Linked DNA regions of Homo sapiens: region 2 is linked to region 1. A link is an interaction called in ENCODE POLR2A ChIA-PET data of the cell type or tissue named here. Cell type or tissue: OCI-LY7. All regions are shown on one strand.

Evidence for each region. ChIA-PET counts read pairs that join two places held together with the same protein. Peaks named below come from ENCODE experiments on the same cell type or tissue, not always from the same donor. Only the 100,000 strongest peaks of a DNase experiment are listed, where the experiment ranks them.
Region 2: POLR2A ChIA-PET joins it to region 1 with 10 read pairs; 2 of 35 experiments call an interaction of 5 or more read pairs at or near these places.

What each region holds. Positions count from the first base shown.
Region 1 is chr7:47,834,025-47,836,524 of GRCh38, reverse strand. PKD1L1 (polycystin 1 like 1, transient receptor potential channel interacting) reads left to right here. Exons shown (of 57, transcript NM_138295.5): 38 at 1,282-1,392; 39 at 1,486-1,558; 40 at 2,140-2,186. Among named protein-coding and RNA genes, the nearest start is that of PKD1L1-AS1, 40 kb to the right of the region's middle. In OCI-LY7, no CTCF peak of the experiment used is centred here; no DNase peak of the experiment used is centred here.
Region 2 is chr7:47,937,126-47,939,625 of GRCh38, reverse strand. All of the region lies in intron 3 of PKD1L1 (polycystin 1 like 1, transient receptor potential channel interacting), which reads left to right. Among named protein-coding and RNA genes, the nearest start is that of PKD1L1, 10 kb to the left of the region's middle. RefSeq lists enhancers at 1,281-1,450, 1,901-1,980. In OCI-LY7, CTCF peaks have their summits at 636 (motif pointing right), 1,395 and 1,599; DNase peaks (open chromatin) are centred at 665, 1,235 and 2,135; H3K4me3 peaks cover 1,387 bases; H3K27ac peaks cover 2,362 bases.

The DNA of each region.
Region 1 (2,500 bases):
CAAGATGCCAGTTTGCACTGGCAACTCTGGTCTGATTGTTCCTCATGAGATGTAGTAAATTACTTCCAAATCAGTGTCAGCAGTTAAAATGGAGACCCTCTCTTTCCTGAGGAAAAAACAACACAGCAGGACGTGGACTGAGGCAAAACTGACTTGTTTACTACGACAACATCATGGCCATTCATGCACCCAGCCCACCGGGTTCACCGCTGGGTCGTAGTGTGGCTGCAGAATGTGGTGACAAGGTCCGTTTCCGAGGTGGGGGTCAGCGACCCATCCATGGGACAGCCGGGCATAGTGGCTCCTTTATGACACCAGGTATCAGAGAGATCCAATAACAATTATGGATTGGTGGGATTAAAAAAATAACAGCGCACAGAATTTGTAAAAAGAGGATAAAGAAATATCATCAAGTAGCAGGAAGGGAACAGCTCCGTCCACCTGGAAATAGACCAGGGCCTGTGGTGAGGAAACCTACGGTCGGCCTCTTCTTTGAAGCCGACATGTTGTCTGATGTTGGACCACTAACCACTTTTCTCTGTTCATTGGTACCTTGTGGGTTGATGCCTTGCTGGATTGTAGCCATGATTCCATCCATGGAGCACATGCCTGGTAGAGAGTGGGTGCTCGGCAAGCATTTGTTCAATCCAAAACGATTTGTATAAGAAGAAACAAAATGATTTCTTGTGTTTTTTTCACTCCTGGGGTAGAAGAAGCCTTTGCTGGATTCCTTCTGCTTGTATCCATCATATCAGTTCTATATATAGTTCTATTTTTTTCTTAGAACGAATATTGAACATGAAGCATTATTTAAATTGAATTGTGGCCAGGCGCAGTAGCTCACGCCTGTAATCCCAGCACTTTGCGGGGCTGAGGTGGGCAGATCACCTGAGGTCAGGAGTTTGAGAGCAGCCTGGCCAACATGGTGAAACCATGTTTCTACTAAAAATACAAAAATTAGCTGGGCGTGGTGGTGCATGCCTGTAATCCCAGCTACTTGGAAGGCTGAGGCAGGAGAATCGCTTGAACCCGGGAGGCGGAGGTCGCAGTGAGCCAAGATCTTGCCACTGCACTCCAGGCTGGGCGACAGAGAAAGACTCCATCTCAATCAATCAATCAATCAATTGAATTGTAACTTAAAATTCATGATTCATGAAGAGAGCACTTTTATTAAATATAATGTATGTATTCACATTACATGTATTTGTAATTACACAATGACTGCGTTTTAAGCGGGACTCATATTGAGTTGATGTAATGGCTGCTGTTGCTTTGTTGCAGCCCCACTTGGACGTCAGCCCCACCCTTGGATCCTTCAGGGTGGGTCTCCTGTGTACCCTCCTGGCTTCTCCAGGGGCCCAGCTCTTGTCCCTGCTCTTCAGGCTCAGCAAGGTACCTGCGACTTGTCCTCATGGCCCTGTTCTCCTGAGCAGCCCCTTCATTGCTGGGGAACACGCTTGGCGAACCACCTCTTTCCTTCTGCAGGAAGCCCCGGGGTCTGCCCGAGTGGAGCCACACAGCCCACTTAGAGGAGGAGCACAGACCGAGGCACCCCATGGTAAATGTACATTAAAACTCTCAGAAACTCTCCGTGGGGCTGAGCCTTTTGCACCAATCTACTAAGTAGAAATTGTATCTTCTGTTTTCAATTTGCATTATGTTTATTATGAGTAACATTGAGCATCATTTAATGTGTGTAAAAGTCATTTTATTTTCTGTCATCTGTCCATTTTATTTGCCCACATTTATATGAACCTTATAAAATCCTTTTTTTTCTGAGGGACATCTAAATACTTTTCACCAGCTAAGTAAAGTAGGTCTTTGTCAGATGGATAGTGAATCCATTTTCTAGTTGCTAGTGCCATTTATTTTATTAATTAAACATTTTTCTCAAGCTGCCATGTTTCCTTAGGGCAGCCTCAAGTGGGTGTGAGGGTTGCCCAAGCCAACATCAGGACTGAAGCATCAACAAAAGTCCTCGTTCTAGCCTTATCCTCTCAGAAATACTCATTCTGGCTGAGTCAGGAAGGAAGAGTATTTGCTGAAGAAAGTAGTGTCCCCGCTAATCCTTAAACATATCCCTGTTTAAATGTATCACCCCAAAGCATCGTACATTGGATTTTTATTTTTTTGAATCAGGTCCTAATTCCTGGGGAAGGATACCAGACGCACAGGAGCCACGCAAGGTAAATCAATCATTATGCGCAGCAGCTAATCTTCTAGCATGAAATGCAAACAATTAGATTTCTCTGGCATCCTCCCTTGGCTATGGTCTGGCCATGGATGGGTCAGGCTCAAGGTGAGACGGACACAGGAAAAGATCAATGCAAGACCTGTTGTGCTGGCTGGGGGCCGTCCTCCCTAGAGGGAGGTCCCGTTTCCCAGGACACATGCCATGGCAACCCGGCTCTCCAGGTGGGTCAGAAAGAAGGGGTCTCAGCAGAGGCCTGAAACAGGAAGGAAGTGAAGCCCAGAAGAATTCAGAAAGCCCTGTGTGTCT
Region 2 (2,500 bases), 100 kb before region 1:
TCCCTTGCATCTGTTTATCAGAGTAGCTAACAGGGCTTGGGTCTGAAGGCCTGGGCAATGCCCTGGAGATGGAGGAGAAGCGTGAGAGGAGTGACTCTCACATCTGTGGGTGGGGTCCGAGAGAAGAGTGAAAACTTCTGAGTGAGACATGCTTTTCACCCAGAATAAGCATTGGTTCCAAAGGGACATGCACAGACAGCCCAGAGTTGTGCGTTTCTAGTTCAAATTTAAAGAAGCCAGTTCTCTTTGAAGCTCCCAGAACCTCTGCTGTCCTTGGCAAAGACTCTCCTGCAGTTCATTTTTCAGTATTCCTCATGCAGAGCAGCGTTATTAAACCACCCCCTCCGTAGCACATCCATCTGAGTTTATATTGAAATGAATTTGATCTCAACCCACAGTGTTTGTGTTTGGGAGCTTTTCTCTGCTCTGCCATCACTTTTGTCAGCGAAAGTTCAAGGAGGCATTTTTAGGTTCCCAAGGAAGGATATTTAGTAAGATGAGCGTCTGATGGTTCTGAGAACAGGAGGTTGGGGAGAGGTGTTTTAGAGGGGAGGTGATATTACCTGCGTTTCTCACATTACACAATGTAAATAGCCACATACAGTGACTTCCTTAGGCTTTTAGTGCCCTCACCTCCAAACACAAGGGGGCAAACAGACCTCATGCTTCTTGAACACTTGGTGCAGATCTGCTATGCAGAATCACCTAGGGAGCTTAAAAGTCAAAGAAACCAAACAAAACCATGCACAAGCCCTGCCTCTGAAGATTCTAACAGACATGCTGTGGCGTGGCTCAGGGTGATGGTGCTTCAACCCCACCCCACCCAGGTGACTCCAAGGTTCAGCCACCTGGGACCTCAGCTTTGGGCATAGATCGATGCCTTTAGGATTTGACCATCATGTCCCAAAGGGCTTGGTCCTGGTGAAATGTGCAATCAGGGGGCTCTCTGGTTTTGGTTGACTGGGAGACCCATTTCCAAGCTGCATTCTGGCCGCTCTGCTCTCTACAGCCCCAGTGGGCTCAGGCGAAGGTCACACAGGGCCATACACCAGCTCCTGGACGTGCTGGGCAGTTTGCTGATTGGGCATAGTTATAGGATAGTGTCTTGCAAAGCCCTGTGTCTCCCATGCTGCTCACTAGCACCATGCCTTTTAGGGGTTGTAGGTACATGCAGCTGTCTCAGCCCCTGGGTTTCACATCCTCAGGAAACTGCCAGGATCTACCCAGGTCCTGCTCTGGGAGGCCACAGAGGGGTTCCCTGTTCTCGTCACAGAAGAGGGGCAGGTGCCAGGCGTATGCACTCAGGCACGAGCTGGCATCTTTCAGCTCCCACTCTGGCCTTCTTGACACCTTCCTGTGTTGTTCTCCTGAAAGATGAAGCACCTGATGTCCTGTAGTTACAAATCTGTAAAAGGCCCACAGCACAGGGAGCGCACATCCCAGGGAGGGGCTGGGCCGTTGGTTAACCTATACTAACTTCTTAACTGGCTGGAACTACTTCTGGTAACAGCTCTCTCAAGAGCCAGAGTGAGGCCCTGGGCCCTCAGTCTGAGGGATGGTGGCTGCTTTTTGTAATCATGTCCACAGTGGGGCGTTGTCTCTGGACAGGCGTCCTGTGTAGGAAACAAGGTGGCCAGCTTCCCGTAGGCCAAAAGTGTCCCCCCTCCTCCTGTGCCGTGGGCACCTCCCTGCTTTCCTGGTGCCACCAGGATTGAGATTTTGTCACAAGGAGAGCTGCACAGGTCAATGCAAGGTCAACAGAGGCCTCATGACCAAGATGGGCTCCCAGCACCCCTCACCTGCCCTCCAATGCCCCCACCCCACCTAAGCTCTCAGTGTGCACAGGCCGAGCAAGCCCAGTGGCATTGTCTCTGAGTTCTCTCTTGGGCTCCATCTCACTTCCAGTCCAGCAGCCAGCCCGGCCACCCCATAGCCTCAGAGGTGTTCACCCTCTGCCTTCACTCCACAATCAAGACCTGCCATCCTCATAGCCCTCTGAGTGGATCCCCTGCTGCCACTCCTGCCTGCCAGGCTCTCTTCAGTACCGCAACCACACTGTTGCTTCTGTGCATTGGAGCGTGCCACTCTTGTGCTCAGAACCCTCCATCTCATTCAGAATGAAACTCCACTTCCTGAGTCTGACCCCACTTGGCCTCCCGTAACTCTGAGGTCACCTCCTGTGCTCTCTTGGTTCCCACTTGTGGCTGCAGCCCCACGAGACTTCTGCTGCTCCTGCAGTGAAGCAGGTGTGCCTCCACCTTCGGCATAGCTCTGCATTCCTCCTCTTCCAGCTCTGCTTAGATGTCGTCACACACAGCGGCCTTCTCTGACCCTGTGTATAAAAAAGCACCGCGCCCCCCCCCCCCACCCCCACCCCGTCCCGACCCCGCACGAATCCCTCCTGCAGCTCTATTCTTCCGCAGCACGACCCCCAGCAGATGCTGTTATGGCTACATGTTTGCTTTCTGGCTTCCTCTGGCAGAACAGGAGCCCTGGGAGG